5 separate regions of the Mus musculus genome follow, and all the other regions are linked to region 1. The links are chromatin loops, found by intact Hi-C in ENCODE. Cell type or tissue: heart. All regions are shown on one strand.

Region 1 (5,000 bases):
TTTATCCATAGTATGTCAGTCTTATTGGGAGACAGAGAAAAGAAGGAGGTTAGACTTAGTTGGAGAAAGCAGACAGATGGATGCTATGCCTGCTGCCACAATCTGCCTCATTTCAGGCCAAAAGCCGGCACCCATTTTAAAAATTTAAAAACCAATCTTCTCAGTAGTTAGTATAGCATGCAGAATTAATTTCCCACTTGATGCATAATAGAGAAACTGCAGTGTTAATTCCCCGTTGAGGGGACATGTCATGTCAGTCTCATGGACTTTCAAATATTCTGGAATGTTTGATGTTCACCACCATTTATGTGGGCACTCCCATATCCAGCACAAGCGCAGTCATCATAAATACCAGTGGGCACGGTGTGTGTGTGTGTGTGTGTGTGTGTGTGTGTGTGATGGATTAGCTACTACCTTCTTAGGAAAGGGGTCTGCGTGTAAGCCCAGCTGCTTGAAGTCGGCCAAGCTTCTCACTCCTTGGCCAGGTAGGGCAGAAGCACAGCTGGTTGCTCATGATGTCTTACTACGGGTGTACAGATAGCAGCTGGCCCACACATCTGGTGGAGCTGCTATGGGTGCTGTGACTAGATCTGAGGAATGGCTGAGACACCAGTGGGTACTTCTGGGCCAGATGGCACACACAGAAGACGTGCATGTGATTGGGAGACAACCTGCTCTCTTATGTCACTTAAGGGACAGAAGTTGCCCAGTGACTCTGGAAGTTTGTTTTTTATCATATTAAACAAACAAACAGAAGCATTGTATCTCTGCATATGTGTGGAGGTTATAGGACAACTTTTCCTGGTTGCTCTCTTTTCCCGCTGTGGGAACTGAACTCGGATCACCAGGTTTATGCACACACACATTCCTACCCCTGGGGCCATCCTTGGCCCTTTATTTTCTAATTTAAAACATTCTTTTTAGGTTTATTTTCTGTGTTCTGCCTGCATGTATGTATGTGCACCACATGTATGCCTAATGCCCACAGAAGCCAGAAGAGAGCACTGGGACTTCTGGAACTGAGTGACAGATAGTTGTGAGCTAGGAACTGAACCCAGGTCCTCTGCAAGAGCAATGGATGTCCTTAACTGCTGAACCATCTCTCCAGCTCCTATATTCTTTTATAGCTTTTGAATAAGCTCCATTCAAAACCAACAGTCATCTATTGAGTGCCTACTATGTGGCAGGCCCTGCTGAGTATGATTCAGAATTAAAGTTAAGCTTTCTGGTTGGATAAACGATTCTGTCGCTCCCTCACACAAGGAAGCAATGATCATGGACTTGACTCCCCGTTCACATTCTTATCTGTAGCCCTTTTAGGCAGTCTTTCACGGGACCAGGGTTAGACTGCCTGCCATATCCTGCCAGTCTCCCGATTCACCCCCTTATTGTCTCTTATCACCTTCACAATAGAGCTAAAGCTTCCCACTGTCCCTGAAGACCTCTTGTGAGTTGGTTCCTTCTGTCTCTTGCTGGGTGTCCTCACGCAAGACGGTCTCTGGTTAAAAACTCCGAGCACTGAAATGATGTCACAAGTGGGAGATCACACCTCACCTCATGTGACAGGTCACTATGGGAATGCTGTTGCACCAAATGTTTTATACAGAAATTCCCTTCAAGCTATGCTTATGAACTGCATGAAAACACAAGCATGTGGGCTCAGGGTCCAGCCCCAAGAGCTCTCATTGTACTGAAACTATGTTGTCGTGTTGAGCTACGTGATCTAAATCTCATCTCCTAGAAAACTCAGCAAGGCACACCTGTTTCAGGGTCCAGAGCACTACTTGCTCAGTCCTCAATGCTCTATGACCTGGTCGTGGTTGTGGTTGCTACCTCACCCCACTCTGCCAGACTGACAACTGCACTGGAGGAAGTTCCACTCATTGTTTTTGTGCTGCTGGTGCTCCTTCTGACCACATGGTGTCACTATTGGGGTACCAGTGTCCTAGCTGCTGCTTCATCCAACATTCCACAACTCTGTCAGCTTGGTTTGACTTTCCAGAAAGGGAACAGTTGATTCACTTGACTTTGTTGGTCTGGGGCACAGGGGGAAATTGGAGGCTCCTCCTGCAGGCTCCCAAACCTTAGCATTCACACCACACCACACCACACCACACCACACCACACCACACCACACCACACCAGGTTGCTGCCTTTACTTTCAGAAATCTGCCACTCACAGGGACAGGAAAAATAAAGCCTCGACTTTTCAAATCCCTAGGAATCCACCTGACTTCTCTCTTTTAACTCAAAACAAAAGGAAGGCCTTAGAAGAATATTTTGTACCCAAAAGGTCTAGGTTCTTAATTTCCAGAAATTTCTAGAAACCCAAAGACTTGGCGAACTTCCAAGAAGGTAGAATGTTAGTTTTCATTTTTTCCTAATTGGTCTACAGTAGCAAATAATTGAATCAAATGAAAACAAAATTAGCTCTGTTTCTTAATAGGCCACTTGGTTACATTATGTTCTCAATTGTCACAGTTACAGTAATTGCTAATGAGGTTATAGATGCAAAGGCAGAGAGGCACAGGCCGAGCACCAGCTGCCCCACAGTGCAGCACAGACAGACACAGCTGCTGTAAGCAGGTGGACACACACCGATGGACCACTAAATTTCAGAGGTTGGCTCTCAGATCTTTAGGCCAGAAATGGAGATGTATTTGCTGATGCAGCATGATTCAGCTGAAATAGCGAAGTTCAAGAAAGATTGGTGAACTCTACTGCTAGATTCATTAATGTCCTTAAGCAATCTAACTGCCGAGTAAGCCAGAGAGAACATTTTTCATCTTGCCACAGAGCCTACGAGAGACGTCAGACAGATCATAGAGCATATAAAGATAATAAGTAAGGTGACCGAGCCTGTTTTCTGATGGGATATTTCTTCTACAGCAATAAAGAATACATGCGCTCATGGTGAGGAATTTCTCCCCTGAGTAAATACAGGAAATCCTTTGGGCTTTTCTTTCTTGTAAGTAGAGGACTCATAACCCCAGTCCTGAAGACCCCTCAAGGTCATTGTGTCCACTAGAGTGTCTTGCTCAGTCTTGTCTATTTTTATCTGGTCTGTGTTTGAGAAAGCCCGGAGTCCAGGAGCTCACTATCTTCCTCCCATCAACTCTCTTTTTAGACAACGTAACTGACAGCAGTGGTTAGTTTTCTGTCAACCTGACCCAGGTAGAATCTTCTGGAAAGAGAGAACCTTAATTGAGATTGACCTCCAGGCAGGTCAGTGGGGTCACTTTCTTGATTAATGATTGATGTGGGAGGACCTATCTTAGCGTGGGCAATGTCACCTCTGGGTAATTAGTCCTGGGTTGTTTAATATGGTGACCTGCAAGCTATAATTGAAGGTACTCTAGCCAGCTTGGGCCTGGCAAACATGGCTCTGGCAGACCTTGACCTTCTTTTGCATCACCTCTGCCTTGCTAAAAGCTGTTAGATTACATCCCTAAAGCTAGTCACCAAGGTATATGCCTTTATTTGGTCACTTCCTCCTCCTGAGACTGCCGAGCAAAGCCCAGCTGTCAAAGTATTGGAGTCCAGCAATCAAAAGCCCCTCTTTGGCTCACCTAATTGACATGCCCAATCAAGATACACCACTGAATCCTAGCCCATTCGAACGCAGACCTCCCCTTTTTCTCTTCTTAAAAACTACACCTGCAAGGTCGTTTGTTGCTGTTTTTCTGCCTGGGGTAGAAAGCAGCGACATTAACTTTTCTTCCTCGATTAATAGAGGGTTTCTCTGTGAAAACAGGTGTTTGGGTGTGGTTTCTACTTAATCAGTGTGTGTGTGTGTGTGTGTGTGTGTGTGTGTGTGTGTGTGTGTGGTGTGTGTGGTGTGTGTGGTGTGTGTGTGTGTGTGTGTGTGTGTGTGTGTGTGGTGTGTGTGTGTGTGTGTGTGGTGTGTGTGTGTGGTGTGTGTGTGTGTGTGTGTGTGTGTGGTGTGTGTGTGTGTGTGTGTGTGTGTGTGTGTGTGTGCGCGCGCGCGCATGCGTGCGCTTGTGTTTCTTTAACAGTATAGTAAACCCTTTCCTCCTTAGGTGGCTTTTGGTCACAGTGTTTATCACAGCAATAGTAAGCACACTAGGGCAGTGACTGAAGCATTTCCTATCTCCTGAGGTCAGAATCTCTTACTATGATTCCCGTCCGTGGCAGTTGCTTCTCCTCCTGGGATATGTTGGAGGAGGCCTACTATATATAGCAGGGTACACCGGGCTGAGTCATCTAGGACTTCCCCAATCTCTCCTCAGCCCAGTCATTATTTGTCCTTGTTTTGTGTTCTTTTAAGCCTTGGCTTTTTCCTGTGGATTGTTTTAACAAACATGTTTTAAACTGGTAGGTGTCCAGCTGCCATCGGAGCATAGCTTTCATATTCAAAGACATCTGGGCTTCATGGCTGGCAATTGCCAATTTTCTTTACCAGGTCTGTTATGAGAATTAAAAAAAAAGACTGTTTAACTTGGGGTGAGGATAGCACGCTGGTGGATCATTTGCTCAGCATGAGGTGCTAGATTCAATTCCTAGTACTGGGAAAAAAAATACTGTTCTTTTGATATTTGTGGCTTCTTGGGAGGTTAAGGCAAGAAAATTACTGAGTTAAAGGGCATGAGAGCCTACAAGACCCTGTCTGGAAAAGCCCCCTTCCTGAAAAGGATGAGGCCTTTATGGAGTTCACATGAACCTTGCCTTTGTAACAGAAGTTGCTGTACTTGAGAGTCGGGGCTTCCCTATGTAGTCCAGCCTGTCCCTGAGTTCTCAGTTCTCCTGCATAGACTCCTGAGTGGCACCATGCCCACCTTGTAATACAGTTTGGAGTTAAGTGCTCTGTTCCATCAGGGGTGGCCATTACAGGGAAAGCCTCTTAAGGCCTTCAGCAGTCTTCATGCCAACCTGACTTCCTTTTCTAGTTGCTGACTCTTGTTGAATTACTCCTTTGCCTGGGGCTAGAAGAGTCCTAAATGAGTCTATTTTGACTCATGGGCACAGCCACGTCCAGAACT
Region 2 (5,000 bases), 170 kb before region 1:
CTGGCAGTTCACAACTGGATTGCAGTTCCAGAGAATGTGACATCCTGACACAGACATACATGCAAGCAAAACAATGTGCATGAAAAGGTTAAAAGGAACTACTGAAAAGAATTTTAAAAAGGAAATATTTACACACAATTATAGGACCTACAAATTGAACGAGTAAACTGCTTGCTATAAATGGGCCTTTGGGTGATGATTGATCATACAGTGTTAGAAGATACCATCCAGTGAGTTTGGGGATTAAAAAGGCATGTCCAGTTGGCATGGGAGCTTGTTCCTATAGTCCTAGCACTCCAGAGGCTAGGATGGTGTCATAATAATAATTTCCTCTAGCCAAACATTATATCTTGGAGGGAAGCTCTTTAAGATAAAGATGTAGGATGCTCTAAAGTGAGTTGAGATACCGAATCCCGCAGGGAAGCTCTTTAAAATTCAGGAAGTAAACAATTCAAAACTTAAATGTTCCTGAATCTGACCAGAAGCATCAGGCCCTCCCTCACCAGGCACACATATGCAGTAAGGACTGCTGAGAGACACTCTCGGAAAAGAGAAGCTACCTTGGAACAGACACTCTCCAATCTGTCAAGCTGTCTTCCAATTATGCAGCGAGTCTGAAGTTCTAGCTTTTGTGACCTGTCATCCATGGTGATGTGCTCTCTTAGAGTCATTTCTGGTGCTGTAAATAACCCCTTATATACACTCCTATAAGTAGTCTCAATAAATTCACTAGTTCAACAAGTTAGACTATAGTGGTATCCTTACTTTTGGTCAATTTTCTACCTTGGATGAGTTTGCATCTCTAGAGTCCAAGACCAACCTAGGCAATATAGAGAGCGCTTGTCTCAAAAACAAACAATAAGATGTCAAACTCTAAATTACTGACAAAAGGTTACATTTGCAGAATTTCTATATCATCTAACAAAACAAACTTTCTCTTGATTTTTTTCATTGTTAATAATAAAATAAGAAGGAAGCTAAAAAACTATGTACTAGTTGCTTTGATGAGGATGCGATTTGAGTTATAAAGACATGGATTCTGTCCTTGCGAAGTACATACCATTAAGAAGTGTCACACACCCAACATACAAGAACTATATGAGAATTTTGGGAAAATGTCCTTAAGGAAATAGCAATTGGATAGGAAGTTCAGTAGGTAAAACAGGATGTCTCCTGCATTATATACCAGAAATAAACAAATACAAAGGCCCTTAGGACAGTGTATGAAGGAACCAAAGGCCAGTGTGGCTGGAGTAGGAGAAAGTAAAGCATGATTCAAGTCAGCGCAACACATAGGGCCATGAGTACCTAAAATGCAAAATTGAGGAATGAAATCATTCTAGAAATATTCAAGAGAAAAAGAACATGACTTAGTGAAGGCTATGAAGAGGGTGAGCCTAATACAAAGGTTAGGACACCATAATTAAAAGGATAGGAGTAAAACCTAATTATGGAATCAAGACGCTGAGAGGATGTCAATGAGGCACTAACTATAAATATTATCAGATGCCATTGAGAGATGAAGTATGTAGAGGCCCAGGAAATTTCAATGGATTTAGAGATATAAGGTTACCAGGTGATCATAGTAAGCACTTTTTGAATAGAGTAAGGGCTACAGAACTCTAACTGTGCTAGTCTGGGGAATGGGAATGGATAATGGCTTGCAAGGTGGATACAACTGTGTCTGAGATACCTCTGTAAAGTGGTAAAAATAGGATGGTAACTGGAAACTCCATATAACTGTTTAACAGTGGAGTCCTTAGCATATTTAGAAATTTACAACAATAAACAAGGGGAAATTGGAAGCACTCAAGTACGAACGACTAGGACTCCAAGAATGGGCACTGGCACTGGTCCAGAGAGTTTCTCACTATTCAGAAGGGAAAGGGAATAATGTGGATGGGTTAGTCAGTAGTAGGATACTAGAGATTACCTACAGACAGCTTTTACTTTTCCCCATGGAGGAATAAAATGGCCTACAGAAAGGAAACAATAAGGGACAAAGAGGGCTACAGATACTGACTTAAAATAGTTACTTAGGGGAGTAGTAAAGAACAGAAAAATCACTGGGTGTGGTAGTGGGTGCCTTTAATTTCAGCACTTGAGAAGTAGAAGGAAGAGGATCTCTGAATTTCCAGGCCAGACAGGGCTACAGAGTGATACACTGCTCAAACAAAAGACACACACACACACACACATACTCAATGAGAGTCTGAGAGCCAAGATTCCATTTGAACTTAACCATGAATTCAAACTGGCATAAATATGCTCTACAATGATCTCCTTAAGTAGCATGTAGTTGTTGAAATGCAGACACAAATGTGTCATAAGAGGGAAGGACACCTACAAAAAAGTCAGCTCTAGCAGGAATATCACTGGCATTTAAGCTGGCTAGGAATGTAAAGAGAAGTGCTAGTGAGAAAAGAAAGAATGGGAAAGCTACAATAAAATCAAATGATTATAGGGACAGTGACTTCTAAACCAAGCAGAAAGAATATGGTCAGTGAATAAAATTAAAGAAATAGTGTTATGTTGTTTGATTTAGTAGCAGTATTCTGAAGACTGGGTGGCTTAGAATGATGACAATAGCCAAGACACAACTAAATGGAATGAAGTGATCTTAACTACTGAATGGATTGTCTGTATAAACATCAAAGCAGAAGTGGTGAATAGAAGTACAAGAGCTATTTAAGGGGAGAGGGGAAAGTCCATGAGAAGAGTAAAACAGTGAGCAGGTTGAATGGATGAACAGCTTTAAAGCAAACAGATTGGGCAGAGGAACAGACAGTGAAGTTCTGAAGTCAGAATGGCAGGACCACCACCTCTGCCCTCCAGTGGTTGTGATGTGGTAAGACTATGTCGAAATTTACTCCTAGTCTGGGTATATAGATCAAAGGTAGAGCACTTTTTTAACATGTACAAAAACCTGAGTTAGACCTCCTGAAACCCTCTCCCCTCAAAAACCAAACCAAACCAACAAAACTATCCCTGCCAGATGGTGATAACACACACCTTTAATCCCAGCACTCAGGAGGCAGAGGCAGATGGATCTCTGTGAGTTTGAGGCCAGCCTAGTCTACAGAGTTTCAGGACAGCTAAAGCTACAGAGAAACTCTGTCTCAAAAACAAAAAAGCAAAACAAATAATTCCTGCACACTGCGTTTGAGAACTCTGCCCTGCCCTTACCATGCCAATGGCAAGACCTGAAAACAATCAGCAAGTATAGAAAGTGGGCAGTACGAAGGGGTTTCTCTTAAATGTTGAAGAAACTGGAGAGGAGACTGAAAGGAGAAAAGGACTGGCAGGCCGGATTGAGGCACATTTGCTTTTGCATTGAAGGCAAACAAGCTACAAATAGTGCTAGGTGTAAGAGCTCTCTACACTTAGTGTGGAGGGCATAGGTGTGACCCCAGCACTTGGAAGTAAAGGCCAGCTAATTTGAATCCAAGGTGTGATACTGCATAGTAAGACCATCTCAAAAACAAAACAAGACAGAGCAAAAAAAGTTCAGGTCATTCAGAGAGTAGGCTTCGGGCATATCTGTTTCCTAGTCTTTTTTCAGCAATTACTAATTATGTGTGACATAGGAAGAAAGGAAACACAGACAACTCACAGCACATGTTTATTGAAAGGATACATACAGGTGCTGACGTAGCGCTTTCTCGGCAGCCACACAATATCCTGGGTCTCCACCTTCCTGGTTTTGGGAACTAACAAGTTCACAAGCTGCTCTACTCACATGTGTACTTGTCAAGGAATAAGATTAATCTTGTAGTCAGGTCATTCTTTAAGGAAGCTCCTGGTCAGCAAGTTTTATATGCCTAAAGAATTATCTAGCAACAGGTTGTAGCCTGTGTCTGTAATTCCAGGATCTAGGAGGCTGAGACAGGAGGATCACAAGCTGAAGGCCAATGGGTCCACGGCAAAACCACCTAAAAGGAAAATGAAAAAAAGAAAAGAAAAGAAAAGAAAAGAAAAGAAAAGAAAAGAGAAAAGGGAAAGGAAAGGAAAAGAAAGGAAAGTGACACACCAAAATCTGCTTTCCAAGAACTGTGTAAGACAGGGCTCTCCTAAGGTCTGCTTTCTTGCTTCTTTACCTGTCTAGTGAAAAATAATACCTCCTAGTTTCACAATTAAAAGGAGTAAGTATGATAAATTTATACAAAATAACTCAACAGACACGATTTAGAGAAACAGCCTGCTGTAGTGCAAAGAATATCAGGCTTAATGTTCCAGCTGCACTTTATTGGTAGAGTCTTGATCTAACAGTGCAGACTGCTTCCAAACTTACAATTCTTGCCCTGTTAAGGATTACAGGCATGTATAACAAGCCTTGGAGCAAGATCTGCCTCTCAATATGGAATCAACTAAGATTTTCAACTTTTTGGCTGGCCAACACTTGGGAGGTAGAGGCAGAAGGACCAGGAGTTCAAGGTCATCTTTAGTTACAATTTCCAGGTCAGCCTTGGGTACATGAGACCACATCTCTAAATAAATAAATAAATAAATAAATAAATAAATAGATGCCTATTTCTGACCTATAGGTGGGGGGTAGGACAGCAAATCTGCTCTGCAAATCTGCTCTGTGAATAGTTGGTTTTGACGAGGAATTTAATTCCTCTGTTTAAAAAAAAGAAAAAAGAAAAAAGAAAGCTGGTCACCTGATGCAATACTGGAAGGGAAGGGATGGGATGGAATTACGGGAAGCAGTGAAGAGGAAGTGGGGAGCTTAGTTGTTACAAGTTCCTGCCTGCTGCCCTGAAGATGCTGTCCTAGATCAGCACCACAGACCTGGCCTAGCTGCTCAGCCCTGCCTGTGACATTGGGGCAAAGAGCAAGTGGCTCTTTCTATGCTCAGTGTCCAGAAGCCATTGAGCACTAAGAATGGTTTATAGCCTGACATTAAAAAAAAAAAAAAAAAAAAAGTTCTTGCCTGGCAAGCACAAGTACTTGTGCTCCATCTCCTGTAAAACAGTAATAAATGCAGACCCCATGCTGTC
Region 3 (5,000 bases), 65 kb after region 1:
AGGCATTAATGGTGCGTAGGGGAAAGAAATCAGGGGCAGTATTGGCCTTCCAGGTCCCCGAGCTTGTGCCTTGGGAGAGCAGAGCCACACAGCCAGAGGCTGTCTCTGGCTGGATAATCACACTCGATGGCTGACTGGGCCTCAAAGTTAGTCGATAAAAACCAGAGATCTACCAGGTCAAGACCTCACTTGAGGGCTAATAGAGTCAAAGAAAAGCCACTCAGAGAGAGCTTCTAAGAATGTCCCCAAATTATTAGCTTCTGCTGCTCCTGTGGGTCCTGCTGGGGATGAAGACTGAGAGCAACAGGCTAAGATATTGAACCTGGGAAGGTACTTGTTAATATTGTAAGGAGTTGGGTTCAGCTCCCAGGATGCACAAAGTGACTCACAACCATCTGTAACTCCAGTTCCTTGGGATCTGTTGTCTTCTTCTTATGGCTGAAGGTACCAGGCATGTGCATACATAAATAAAATAAATCTAAAAATTAAAAAAGTCTGAAAAAGGTGTTTTCACAAGCAAGTCAAGATCACAGTGCCCTATTCAATACTCAGCATGCGCGATTGGCTCCACCATCCCTGGCTCAGCAGCAGGGCTTCCAACCTGGTCTGTCGCAGCCGACATCAGTTCAGCAGATTCCAATCCCTATCTATGCCCCACTGCAAGGGCAGCATCAAGCCCAGCTGAGTTTGGGGGCTGGGCCTGCTGTTTCACAGGCTCAGGAATTATTCAGTTCTTCAATTCAACCATACAGATCACAGCCAGCCTTTATGCAAAGCAGTCTTTCCCAGCCTTCCAGTTGTCCTCTCTGGTACAGCTATCCACAACTTCCCAGCTGTCCAGCACCAGGAACTTGCCAAGGCACAATCAGGTCTTGCCTTTCAGCAGACTTCAAATACTCAGCCCATCCCTATTCTGTGTGAACATCAGCTGGGGCAGGCATCAGGACTAGGAAGTTCTCAGCTTATTGATACACATCTTCTTCAGGCAAGAGCAAATCTTACTCAAACCTCAAATCTTTACTCTGGACAAGTACAGAAGCCTGGTCAGACAAATTTTTATAACACTGCCCAATCCCCCAGTGCTCTCCAGCAGGTTACAGTACCTTTACCAGCATCCCAGCTTTCCTTGACGAATTTTGGATCTACAGGACAACCTCTGATTGCTTTGCCTCAGACACTTCAGCCCCAGTTACAGCACACGACCCCACAAGCACAGGCTCAGAGCTTGAGCCGTCCTGCCCAAGTAAGCCAGCCTTTCCGAGGATTAATCCCTGCTGGAACACAGCATAGCATGATGGCGACCACAGGAAAAATGTCTGAAATGGAACTAAAAGCCTTTGGGAGTGGCATTGATATCAAACCAGGAACACCTCCAATTGGTGGTCGAAGCACCACGCCAACGTCTAGTCCATTCAGGGCTACATCAACAAGTCCAAAGAGCCAGTCTAGCAAAATGAGCAGCGTTGTGTATCAGAAACAGTTCCAGTCAGCCCCCGCCACAGTGCGCATGACACAGCCGTTTCCTGCACAGTTTGCACCCCAGGCAAAGCAGAGAGCAGAGGTTCTTCAGTCCACGCAGCGGTTCTTCTCTGAACAGCAACAGAACAAACAGATAGGAGGCAAAGCCCAGAGAGTGGACAGTGATACAAGTAACCCTGAAACGCTGAGTGACCCTCCTGGCACCTGCCAGGAAAAAGTAGAAGAAAAGCCACCCCCTGCACCCACCATAACCACCAAACCTGTTAGAACTGGACCAATCAAACCTCAGGCGATCAAAACCGAAGAAACAAAATTGTAAAGGCTGTGGGATGGGTGGGTAGGGAAAGTGAAGTCAAATAATGCCAGCAGCCGCAGGGGTAAAGTGGTCTGTGACATCATCCTTTGAGACACAAGGGGCATAGAGCATTTACAGTGACAGAGCTGCTGCACAGTGAGGCTCCACAGGCTCGCACCTCCGGTGTAACATTTGCATCTTCAGTTGATTTGTATACAAGTGCGTAAACAGTCTGTAAGTGCATACAGTTTAGTCCTAAGGAGCATGAAGCACCATAGGAGGAGGAGAGCGATACCACAGAGTAGCTCAGCTGGACACTGGGTGGTCCCATGAATCCATCAGCTGTGGCTCTTCTGCTCCGTTGTGTTCTTTGGATGTGTCTATGGCATTTCTAGGCTTGAAAGTAAAATGATGCTAACTGGTGCTGGATAGAGGAGCCTTATCTTTTATTACGGCAGCTTGCTATTTTTGTAACATGGTGATTTGGTTGAACACAATAAAGTACAGTAGTAACTGAAAAAAAATCACAGTGCCCACCAATATTATTCCTTGCCCCTGAAATTCCTTGTCTTCTTGGGAATGTCTCACAGTTTTTCAAATTATGAAGCCTGGAACAGAGGGTTGTAAGAGGAGGAAGAACCTGGCGCCCTCTGCTGGCCGCATCTGGTACTGCCAGAAGAGCCCAGAGGCCATAAATTCTTGGGCCCACAGGAGCTAGACAGCTAGAGCCTCAGAACTCTCAAGGCAAAATCACAGGTAGAGGGACATGAGTGATAGATGATATTCATTATGGAGAAATTTCTATCCACCAGATGCTGGTGGGAATTCTACATTCATAAATTAATCTGCATTTTAATTTTCTAACATTTGCTCTCAATAGCGCTAAAAGATTTTGTAGAGCAGAAGCAAACCTCAAGTGTGATTGCCTACAATGACATGCTCTGTCCCACCTGCAGTATCTCAGTCCAGCTTAAAAGGTACCCCAACTTGAGTCAGGATTTTGATACCAGCTTGACAACTCCAGCTGAACCCCAAGCAAGAATCCACCCACTTGGCCTCGTGTTCTTAGAGTTTGTGTTAGGTCTTACCTCAGGTTGGATAGCCCTTCTCCCTATGAATCTGACTCCTTTTCAAGCTTCACAATTTATTTCTATATGTCTTCTAGGTCTAGTAGCCAAACACAAAGAAAGAAAGAAAGAAAGAAAGAAAGAAAGAAAGGGAGGAAGAAAGAAAGGGAGGAAGGAAGAAAGGAAGGGGAGAGAGAAAGAAAAAGAGAAAGAAAAAAGAGAGAAAGAAAGAGGGAGAGAGAGAGAAAAAGAGAGCTAGGGTAGGATGGGCAGGTAATTTTTCTGCAGGAGAATAGCTAACTGGGAAAACAGGAGAGGGTGAACACCTTGAATTTCAGCCAGTTCAAGGCATCTTGCAGTCAGGACTCTTGAGAGAAGACAGTGAGGGTCTGCGTCTGCTAGAAGCGAGAAGAGCTAAATCTCAAGAGTCCGCGATCTCAGCAGAAAAGCCCTTGGCATATTTTGACGCTCTGGGGGCAAATCTAGCAGCACACATAACGTAGGTGTGCAGATGCTTGCCCCACTCTCCCCTTCCCAGTGTAGCAGGTGCTTCCCACCTTTGTGGCTGTGTCCTTGAGATCACACTTCCTCACACTGGACAACCTTGACAGTAGGTCACAACCTTGCTTAGCTGGAATGACTTGGTCTCCCCTGGTTACCACAGTGATTGATCAAAAGCGTCACATTGCTCTCTGTGAAGGAAGGAGCTTGAATTGCTTTAGCCCCAAATCTGGTATTATAACTGAATGAATGAACACGTAAATAAATATAAAAATAATTAGATGTAGGTTCCATTTTATTCATGTGAGTTAGGTTTCCTTCGATGTGACTTAAGAGCCCTATAATTTGGGGTTTGTTATTTAATCCCATAGCTTCATTTTCTGCACTTCAACATGAAGATAGTACCGATATCCTTCTCATATGGCTGTAATGATGAATTGAGACAATACATGTGGTCCAGACCCTGGCGTAAAGTAACTTCTCAACAAATCAAATCTATTCTCAGTTGCTCTATGGGCTGCAGTTTCCTGCTCTGGAGAGAATGAGCATAATAGTAAACTTCCTAACATCATTATGAGAACCAAAAATATATTATGTGTATAGCAGTCATGAATGCCTCCTTAATGACATAAGAAATACAAATATCTTGGGTTTTGCCAATTTCATTAACGTTTCTAACCATCCAACTTACAGGGGATTTTATCTCTGTTGTATTTTATGGCTTTCTGTCTGTTTTCTCTTCCCTGACTTAGGGCAGAGTCTATGGTGTTCTGACAGAGCCAGCTGGGATGTGCCTCGTGTAGGCTTACACACCGTCACAGGGTACATTCGGAGACTCCAGTGCTTCGAGACACTGTGGTCAACCTCTAGTTTCCACAAACACTCAACTCTGAGTTCTTTCAGTCCCATGCCTTCTGTGAAAGTGGGATCTAGGTGGCCTCCTCCCAGGAGATTACAGTGGGCAGAAGTTTGGTTATTACTATTGCCTTCTGATTATGGAAAAGGGAGCTTTGCAGATGTAATTAAAGCCAAACAGAGAAGTTATTTCACGTGATTCAGGTTGACCTAGCCTAATATGATGGGGTCCTATGAAGAAGAGCATTTCCTTTGCTTGGTCCTGGAAATTGAATGCTTGGGGAAAGTGGCGGGTGTGGGTGGTGTGGGCGGTGTGGGCTTAAAAGTGACTGCATCAGATAAACAAAGATCCAAGTCCCATAGTCAAGACTGGCAAACTCTGCCAATAGCCTAATTGAATCTGGAGGCAGATTCTTCTCTGAAGCCTCCAGCTAAGAGCCCAGCGCAGTTGACATCTGAACTCAGTCTTAGCAGGCTCTGAGAAGAGCGTGGATCTGAGTCACACAACTGTGAGGTAATTAGTGGGTGCTGTTTTAGGCTGTGGAGTTTGCGGTAAGATGGTACAGCAAGAAAAAAAAAACCTAACAGAATCTTCAAGATTCCTGTTCCTTTAATCAGTCTTAAGGAATATTCCACCCTGAGGTCCAGAAGTTTCTGTCCTTTCACCTCTAAGCCTGTGTAGATGGATGGGAACATTTGCCGCTAAGTGAATTGCTGGTGAAGTCCTAAGAGACCTAGCTTATGTAATCAAAATGGGGCAGAGGTTTCTGATGATTCCTGGTTCAGACGCTGCTATTCAAATA
Region 4 (5,000 bases), 250 kb after region 1:
TCCCACTGTAAACAAAGCTATTCATGTTATTTGGGACTTTGCCAAAGCCTTGGGAGAGGAGACGGCCTTGCTTGGGGCATTGTAGGCACAGACATGGCATATTACTATTTTAACACTCTTTTTAATAATTTTTAATTAATATTTATTTAATATATATGAGCATCTTGTTGTTGACACACCAGAAGAGGACATCAGGCCCAATTACAGATGGTTGTGAGCCACCATGTGGTTGCTGGGAATTGAACTCATGACCTTTGGAAGAGCAGACAGTGTTCTCAACCACTGAGCCATCTCTCCAGCCCCAATACTCTTAAAATAAATACCCCAGTGTGCTCAACATTCACAGTATTCACGTGTGAATTGTGCTGAAAATGTTTTAAGCTGTTGAGAGGTTCCCCAGAGTAAGGGGTTCTACCCTCTCTCTATTATCGCCCCTGTTTTCCATCCTGCCTCAGATAGCACCATTAACAATTTTACTTTAAGATTCCAAAAACAGCAGTGAGCATATCTCTAGTGGACACCACTACAGGGTTCTTAGTGTGTTTTCTGTGGAAATGAGCTGTCAGGTTAAAGAGATGTTGTAGGGAGATATGGCCATCCTGCATCTATTCAGAAGTGTCAGGAGCATTTCCAGGAATTATCCTTCAGGAAAGCTGCTGTGATACTGATAACACAATGCACAAATAAGGCCTGCTGTGGAGGCACCAGCTGCAACACCAGCACTCAGGAGATGGAGATAGGAGGAAGAGAATTCCAGGGCACAGTAAGTCTTAGCCAGCTTAGGCTACCTGAAACCATTTTCCAAAAAGCCAAATTAGTAAATAATGTCAGATCATGAACTATGCAGGAAAGAATAGTACGCTGTAATTACCAAAGCAATTTTAAAATCAGCACTTCTGTGCAGAAATGACAAAATAAAAAGATAAGCAAGATTCCCCTGCTTTATCCTCTTCAGTGTTTGCCTATGGACTTGGGTTGCAGTGGAGTTGAAAGCCTGATTCCTTCACCCATGTTCTAACCCTCTGCTCTGCTTGGCCATCCACACACCTACCACTACCCCAGCAGCATCAGAACCTCAGGGCACTTTCACAGAGGACTCACCAACAATTTCTAGCCTGGTTGTCCCCTCTGCCTTTTCAGGGGTGACCACAACCTTACATCTGTATTCTCCTGCTTCTCGAAGCTCCATCGTGGGCAGATGGAGTGAGGCATTTCCAAGTTCTAGCCCCAACAAGAACACATCAGCTCCAGGACGAACTGCCTCTTGTTGATCTCCATAAAACTCAAACACCTGGACCTCAGATTCATTCCTGTCCTTCTTCAAAGACCAGATGACTCCCACAGTATTGAGGTCCAGCCAGGGATTTTGCAGGGTATGGTGACATCTTCATGTAGGAATACCATCTGAGTCTTCCCTGCCATCGCCACTTCCAATCTACCTATGGCAATATGAGAACCCAGTTAAAGGAGGTTTGTAGTACCCAGTCATGGTGAAGTGATAAATAGCTTTTGTTATATAGCCTTGAACAGCTCAGAAAAGCTCTTACCTCATTACCCTAGATAGATCGACTAGCACTGTCCTTTCTTTAGACAATTGCTTTGGCTGTTAGGGGCCTATGTGCACATTTTACAATCAGATAGTGAAATACTTAACTACAATTTTACATTTATTGAGTATGTTAGTGTTTGGAAGGGGTGTGTGTGTGTGTGTGTGTGTGTGAGAGAGAGAGAGAGAGAGAGAGAGAGAGAGAGAGAGAGAGAGAACAAGAGAGAGCACACATATGGGCCTGCAGCATCTCTGTAGAAGCAGGGGACTCTTGTGGAAATAAGATCTTTCCTTAAACCATTTTGGCTCCAGGGACCAATCTCAGGTCATCAGGTTTAATTTGTCAAGTCACCTCAGCAGCCCTAACTTATCAATTTGTACAAAGAAGTCTGCTAGGTTCTCATCTATGTGTCTTTAGAACAACTTGGGCATATTATCAGAATGTTACATTTTCAGTCCATGAACATGTTTGGTGGTGTGATAAGGGGTGTAAGCTACAAGAGAGAGCTCTGTCTGCCATGATGACAGAACAAAAAGCTATCCTAGAGCTAAAACAGCCAGAATTTTAACTTAGATTCTCAGGCTATAAAACTAAGTCCCTTTGAATGTCCCCATGAGATGAAAACTGTCCCTCCTGCCTCTGCAAAAACATTAGTACAAATGTCTAGATGACATGAAGGTAGGCTTTTTCTAACTTTCCCCCTAGTTCCCACATCATGGGTAAAGTGGCAAGGCACCAAAATGTCTACAATCAAGGCAAATGGCACACTGTAGGTCTTTAAAGCCTGACTGCACAATCACTCAGTATTCTGTTCTATGTACAAGAGCACTCAGTGCAGGCAGGGTGAAGGAGCCACAACCATAGTAAATGGGAATCCATCAGAACCCACCAGGGATGGCAAGAGCTACAGCCTCTCCCTCTTCCTTCTCATTCCATCTGCATCCTACCTGCTGAGGGCAGGCACCACAGACACAACAATAATAAACTTCACAAGCCAGCCAGTCACTCTGCCATCCATGAGACCTCTAAGCTGGATTGGAGTGGCTTGCTCAGCCCTCCACACTTCTTGGGTGGTACTAGGCTGCTGCCTTGTGGTAAAGAGCCAGGACTGCAAAAAAAAAAAAAAAAAAAAAAAAAAAAAAAAAAGCAGAGAGCAGTACAGCTTGGCACCTTGGGGACCTCTCTGGCAGCTCTGTGAAGCCATCTTGTTATGAGCAGCTGGGCATGCAATTCCATTGGTTGAGCACAGAAGCTGTGGGGGTCTTCTCAGAGCAAGGTGGGTCACACACAGATGCACCTGGACCTTGAAATCTGTCACAGAAAACAAGTTCAGAATCAGTTAATGATTTTATTAAACAGAAAGACAAAAGACATTTTTTGTTATTAATATTTTTATTTTAAAAGATTTTGTTATTTTTTTTAATTTTTATTTTGTTTGCTTTTAATTAAAGCTGATATATATATATGTGTGTGTGTGTATAAAAGAAAGTGTCAGTTGTTATCTGCTGAAGCAAACAATTTTTAAAAAAATTTTTAATATTTTTTTATTATGTATTTTCCTCAATTACATTTCCAATGCTATCCCAAAAGTCCCCCATGCCCTCCCCCCCACTTCCCTACCTACCCATTCCCAATTTTTTGGCCCTGGCGTTCCCCTGTACTGGGGCATATAAAGTTTGTGTGTCCAATGGGCCTCTCTTTCCAGTGATGGCCAACTAGGCCATCTTTTGATACGTATGCAGCTAGAGTCAAGAGCTCCGGGGTACTGGTTAGTTCATAATGTTGTTCCACCTATAGGGTTGCAGATTCCTTTAGCTCCTTGGGTACTTTCTCTAGCTCCTCCATTGGGAGCCCTGTGATCCATCCAATAGCTGACTGTGAGCATCCACTTCTGTGTTTGCTAGGCCCCGGCATAGTCTCACATGAGACAGCTATATCTGGGTCCTTTCAGCAAAATCTTGCTAGTGTATGCAATGGTGTCAGCATTTGGAAGCTGATTATGGGGTGGATCCCTGGATATGGCAGTCTCTAGATGGCCCATCCTTTCGCCACAGCTCCAAACTTTGTCTCTGTAACTCCTTCCATGGGTGTTTTGTTCAACAAATGGTGCTGGCACAACTGGTTGTTATCATGTAGAAGAATGCAAATCGATCCATTCCTATCTCCTTGTACTAAGGTCAAATCTAAGTGGATCAAGGAACTTCACATAAAACCAGAGACACTGAAACTTATAGAGGAGAAAGTGGGGAAAAGCCTTGAAGATATGGGCACAGGGGAAAAATTTCTGAATAGAACAGCAATGGCTTGTGCTGTAAGATCGAGAATTGACAAATGGGACCTCATGAAACAGCAAAGCTTCTGCAAGGCAAAAGACACCGTCAATAAGACAAAAAGACCACCAACAGATTGGGAAAGGATCTTTACCTATCCTAAATCAGATAGGGGACAAATATCCAATATATATGAAGAACTCAGGAAGGTGGACTCCAGAAAATCAAATAACCCCATTAAAAAAATGGGGCTCAGAACTGAACAAAGAATTCTCACCTGAGGAATACCGAATGGCAGAGAAGCACCTGAAAAAATGTTCAACATCCTTAATCATCAGGGAAATGCAAATCAAAACAACCCTGAGATTCCACCTCCCACCAGTCAGAATGGCTAAGATCAAAAATTCAAGTGACAGCAGAGGCTGTCGAGGATGTGGAGAAAGAGGAACAGTCCTCCATTATTGGTGGGATTGCAAGCTTGTACAACCACTCTGGAAATCAGTCTGGTGGTTCCTTAGAAAATTGGACATAGTACTACTGGAGGATCCAGCAATACCTCTCCTGGTCATATATCCAGAAGATGTTCCAACTGGTAAGAAGGACACATGCTCCACTATGTTCTTAGCAGCCTTATTTATAATAGCCAGAAGCTGGAAAGAACCCAGATGCCCCTCAACAGAGGAATGGATACAGAAAATGTGGTACATTTACACAATGGAGTACTACTCAGCTATTAAAAAGAATGAATTTATAAAATTCCTAGGCAAATGGATGGACCTGGAGGGCATCATCCTGAGTGAGGTAACCCAATCACAAAGGAACTCACACAATATGTACTCACTGATAAGTGGATATTAGCCCAAAACTTAGGATACCCAAGATAGAAGATCCAATGTGCTAAACGCATGACACTCAAGAAGAATGAAGACCAAAGTGTGGACACTGTGCCCCTTCTTAGAATTGGGGACAAAAGACATTTTGAAGAGACGCTCTCAGTTATGTCTGTGATGAGACTTTGAAGGTGTTTAATCAGGAATTAACTTTAGGCTTTCAGGAAAAAGATTGGATCTCATACTCCTGTGCCTTCTCTACAATGTACATCTTGAGGAGGACTGAGCTCAGTTGGGAGTGCTTACTTAGTGAGTAGTTCCCTGTACCAAGTGAGGCGATGCATGTCTCTTTT
Region 5 (5,000 bases), 310 kb after region 1:
GTTTCTTTCTTTCCCTTCCATCTCTGTTTATGGGTCAGTCTTTGCACCAAGTCCCTACAATTTCTATTTTACTTTGAAACTGTCCTCTCCTGCATATTCCAATTTAGTTGTTTCATAGATAGACTTCCTAAAACCTCAGCTCATTACCCTTCAAGTCTGCTTCCCAAGTCATCTGGGACTAGGAAGAGGTGAGAATTAAGAACTTCTATAACCCTCATGGTTTGTTCACCAAAGGCCTGGCTGGGTTACTATAGCAGTAGATGCACATGTGAGTTCCAGGTTAAAGGAAGAGGGTAAGACATATGGGACTAAGCAGGGAGAGCAGCCAGCAGACAGGGTTGGGTAGGCAGGGATCTTTGACTAACTCGCTTCTACTAAATAGGAAGTCAAGGATGTGAGAGCTGTGGGGAACTGTGGATGACTGGGTATAGGTGGAGGCATCCCCTGGGTGGTCTTTCAGTGTCTGTTTTTGTATAAGATTCCATTTCCTGCTGTGGATGAGAGACTAGCAAGTGTGCTTCCTCTTGTCTAGTCAGTAAACAAGGCCTGCGGTGGGTTTGGGTTTTGGATGGAATAAAGCCAGAGATGCTGGGTTTAGTTTGTCACTGGACAGTAGGTATAGGAGGTTAGAGAAAGCTCTTACAATCTGGTTCACAGCCCACCCCTCCTTCTTTCAAAAGAAGTTTCAGGTAGAAGAAAGGACTCTACTTTAGAAGTCTCCATGGGAAAGTTCTCTCATGAATTCAAGATTAGTTTTTCTGTAATATCTCTCTGCTCATCTATTTTTTTTCTTTTTTCATCCAGTGTAGTCATTCACATTCTTTCAAGTAACAATGATACTTTTATTTTCTGCAGAGTGCACACCTATAATTTGCAGAAACAATCCACTTGGCTGGGTGTGGTGATTTATGGCTATAATCCCAACATTTGAGAGGCTGGGGCATGAGGAGAACGAGTTCTAAGTCAGCCTAGCATTCACACTGAAACCTTGTCTTCAAAAACAACAAAGACCAGCCAAACACACCCCTATCAAAAAACAAACAAAGCCAACAAAACAAAAACTCCAAAACAAAACAAAAATCAACAGTAACAAAAGCAGCCAAACATACAGTCAGCCCTCCATCCTACCCTAGAGATCACATCCTGAAGGTGCCTATGACTGTGTGCATGACAAGAAATACATTAACCTGTGCTACTCTGTGTTGGATGGAATGCTTTTGTTAGAACAAGTTGAGAAAGATCGGATTATGTGGTTCTTCAGCGAATTCTTGCCTGATACATCCTAGATGCTATTTACATGCCAACTGATACAGTCAACCCAGTTTTAGAAGTTTGAAATTACGTTTTACAGTGTGAAACACAGCAGTAACTTCAGGGTTTGCCTCCTTCTTTCAGTTTTTCTGACTTTCATGCTCAAATGTTAAATACCACAGAAATGGACTTTAACAAAGTTGGACGACAAGTGATGCCATTGGGTATCACTCAGTTTTCCCACAAGTTACCGGTCTCAGTGAAGATGGTTGACGGAGCAAGCCAGACAATTAGACAGGCCCAGAAGCAAACTCACATACAGGTAAAGATGACAGGGAATGCAGATGAAGAAAAGAGTTGCTTGTTTTGAGGTTCCTACACTATGATATTGTTCTAGCAGAAGCCTTTGAACACTCTGTTGAGTAGATAAAATGAAGTAAAATTTCAAATTGGTGATATATAGAAAATTTGTAAATATCTTTTGAAGGAATCTATAATGTATGTATGTATGTATGTATGTATGTATGTATCATCTATCTATCTATCTATCTATCTGATGTGTGTGTGTCTGTGTGTGTGTATGTGTGTGTGTGAGTGTGTGTGTGCACATCCAAGTGGAAGCCATAAGAGGGTATGGGATCTGCAGTTACAGGCGATTGTGAACTCCAATCTTTAGAAAGAGCAGGAAATGCTTTTAGCCTCTGAATCATCTTTCCAGGCTCCACATTTTGTCACTTAACAGGAAATCTATGAGAGGTCTCTTTGCTAATACAGGCTGACTGTGACAACAAAGTTTGGAATGTCAAAGTTGTACAGCCAATAGGAGTAAGCAATAGCATTATTGCAAGGAAGAAGACTCTTCATTATTGGCAAGGCAACAGTGCCTTCGTGTGGCTATGATTGAGAATAACAGTAAGGAGCGAATTATAGTTCTGCACTGCTATTTCATGTTTGAAAGTCGGCTGACAATTCTGTTTCAGCAGTCACTGAGGGATTTCTAAAACCTATGTGTGGGCCAGTCACTTCATGAAGATTCTGTACTTCCTACTTATAACGCATATGGGGCTTTTAGTGGTTAATTCAATAGATCAAAAACAATAAAACACATGCTCTGATTTTCTTTCCTTGGTGACATTTAAAGCTAATATCAAACCAAATCATATTAGTCAAGCCTTCACCAGGGCAGTATAAACTCTTGGTATTTAACAATCTATTACTTTATCAATATCTGTATATATATATAAATGAAATACATAATAAGTTTATTTGTTCATTTAACTATAGAAACAGTGTGTTACTATGAAACCTGGCATTAACTATATAGCTCAGGTAGTTCTTAAAATTGGTATCCTCATGTTTCCCAAGTTTTAGATCTAAGGATATATGCCATCATTTGTAGCTACAATTACATCAATTTAGTTCATCATCTATAGCTAAGTATTATTTATTGATTTTTAAAAACATGGTTAGTTGCTTATAGATAAGCTACTTTTAGAAGGATTTATGGGCAAAATAGCCTGTAAAACTCCCATCAGAGAAGCAAGCAGGCTGATACAGATGTTCACCTCTCATTTTGCTCCCCCAGATCCAAGGGCCCAGTCTCATTACTACCTCTACAGCAGAGCACCTACTTTCCTCTCTGACCTTATCCCAAATGGATCAGAAGGCTCTTCTCCCCCAAATCATTACATTACCTCAGCTTTCAACACCAGCAGGCATCCCCTGGGAATACACCAGTTGAGCAAGCCAGATATGCTAACTGAAGGCCTTTATCAATCCCTCTATCCTTCCGAATTCAATCCTCTAGTCTCATCCCTAACTCTTCAGTGGAACACCTGCTGCAGCCTTCCTTCCCTCACTGCCCACATCTGTAGATTCCACAGATCATCCTTTCCTAACCCCCCTTCACCACTAATTGCTTTATCCCAGCACCACCTGTAGCAGGCACACCCTGCTAACTCCCCTAGCCACTCCTACTAGAGAAGCAGACAGGTTGTCTTCAGATCTTCCCCTCTCCTACTATTTCTCAAGATCCAAATCCCAGTCTCATCCCAAGCTCTATGGCAGGCCTTCTGGAGTGACTTATTTTATTCTTTACCCCCATTACAAGGAGGCTAACTGAGCAGATCTTGGTGGAACACTCTGCTTTCTTCTCTCCTGTGAATGCCCTCAGATCCTATCCTAGAACCATTCCTAAGCGTCAACACCCAATATCCAGAAACACATTGTACCTGGAGCCCCTGGTGGTCATGCCTGTCAGGTCCACAGAAAAATTTCTAACAGGCATCATACAGCTACCACATCCACCTAAAATCCAGAGAAGAAACAGAAACCAAGGAACCAAACAGCATCCAACAAAGACAAAATGTGCTATCTGCACATAAACCTATAATCACCCCAATCCCAGATGCCAAATGTGAACATAAAAACACATTCAATAACGTCCAGGACAATATGTCTCCACTAGAGTTCAGTAACCCTATGGCAATAGGTCGTGAATATTCCACCACAGCAGAAGCACAAGAAAAAGATCTCAAAACAGCCTTTATGAAAAGTGAAAGTGACCTTTAAAGAGGAAATAAATCCCTTAAAGAAATCCAGGAAAACATAAACAGTGAGAAGAAAGGAATAAAACTGTTCAATTTCTTTATTGAAAATAGATTCAATAAAGAAAATCCAAACAAAGAATTCTAATAAAAAATTAACAATTTGGTTATTAACTATGAGGCAAACTTTACCAACAGAATATAAAAGATAGGGGAGAGAAAGCAATCTAGCTGCTGAAGACATGAACACTGGTCAGTTCATTTTATGAGACTACAGGTACCCTGATACCCAAACAACACACAGACTCAACAAATAAAGAGAATTAGAGACCAATTTATCTTATGAACATAGGTGCAAAAGTACTTAATAAAATGCTTGAAAACATAATCCAAGAATATATCAAAAAGATCATCCACCATGATCAAGTAGACTTCATCCCAAAGATATAGAGATGGTTCAATATATTATATATTATATATCAATAAACGTTTTCCAACATATAAACAAACTGGAAGGAAAAAATCTGACATGATCTTCTCATTAGATGCAGAAAAGGCCTTTGACAAATATCCCTTCATGATAAAAGTCTTGGAGAGATTAAGGATACAAAGGATATACCTCATCATAATTAAGGCAGACTGCAGCAAGCCTATAGCCAACATCAACTTAAATGGAGAGAAACTCAAAATAACTCCACTAAAATCAGGACCAAGACAAAGTTGTCCCCTTTCTCCATATTTATTTAATATAGTACTTGAAGTACTTAGCTAGAGCAGTAAGACAACTGAAGAAAATCAATTGTATACACACTGGAAAGGAAAAAGTCAAATTCTCATTATTTGCAGATGATATAATAGTATACATAAATGACCCTAAAAATTTCCCCAGAGGACTCCTACAGCTTACAAACACTGAGCAATGTAGCTGGATACAAAATTAACTCACAAAAATCAGTAGGCCACCTATATACAAATGGCAAATGGACTAAGAAAAAAGTAGGGAAGTAACACCTTTCATAGTAACCTCAAATAATATAAAATGTCTTGGGGCTAATTTTAACCAAGCAAGTGAAAGACTTGTATCATAAAAACTTCAAGTCATTAAAGAAGACATCAGAAAATGGAAAGATCTCCCATGATCATGGATTAATAGGATTAGCATAGTAAAAATGGCCATCCTACCAAAAGTAATCTACATATTAA

What was found. Peaks named below come from ENCODE experiments on the same cell type or tissue, not always from the same donor. Only the 100,000 strongest peaks of a DNase experiment are listed, where the experiment ranks them.
Region 2: a loop joins it to region 1, with 3.0 times the contacts of the local background. A loop is called at or near these places in 3 of 42 quality-filtered maps.
Region 3: a loop joins it to region 1, with 7 times the contacts of the local background. A loop is called at or near these places in 24 of 42 quality-filtered maps.
Region 4: a loop joins it to region 1, with 3 times the contacts of the local background. A loop is called at or near these places in 4 of 42 quality-filtered maps.
Region 5: a loop joins it to region 1, with 16 times the contacts of the local background. A loop is called at or near these places in 8 of 42 quality-filtered maps.

Annotation. Positions count from the first base shown.
Region 1 is chr7:105,474,938-105,479,937 of GRCm38, reverse strand. No RefSeq gene overlaps it. Among named protein-coding and RNA genes, the nearest start is that of Cavin3, 4.8 kb to the left of the region's middle. In heart, a CTCF peak has its summit at 1,913 (motif pointing right); DNase peaks (open chromatin) are centred at 1,947 and 4,177; H3K27ac peaks cover 694 bases.
Region 2 is chr7:105,642,243-105,647,242 of GRCm38, reverse strand. It overlaps Gm22504 (a small nucleolar RNA gene), which reads left to right and starts at 4,767; the gene lies at 4,767-4,905. It also overlaps a transcript of Timm10b not described here. In heart, a CTCF peak has its summit at 2,837 (motif pointing left); no DNase peak of the experiment used is centred here.
Region 3 is chr7:105,409,511-105,414,510 of GRCm38, reverse strand. It overlaps the pseudogene Gm4972. Among named protein-coding and RNA genes, the nearest start is that of Cnga4, 7.4 kb to the right of the region's middle. In heart, a CTCF peak has its summit at 2,436 (motif pointing left); a DNase peak (open chromatin) is centred at 2,430.
Region 4 is chr7:105,223,906-105,228,905 of GRCm38, reverse strand. It overlaps Olfr687, which reads right to left and starts at 1,189. Exons shown (of 2, transcript XM_011241955.3): 1 at 1,102-1,189. The coding sequence starts at 1,189. In heart, a CTCF peak has its summit at 2,628; a DNase peak (open chromatin) is centred at 655.
Region 5 is chr7:105,168,068-105,173,067 of GRCm38, reverse strand. No RefSeq gene overlaps it. Among named protein-coding and RNA genes, the nearest start is that of Olfr685, 11 kb to the left of the region's middle. In heart, a CTCF peak has its summit at 2,147; no DNase peak of the experiment used is centred here.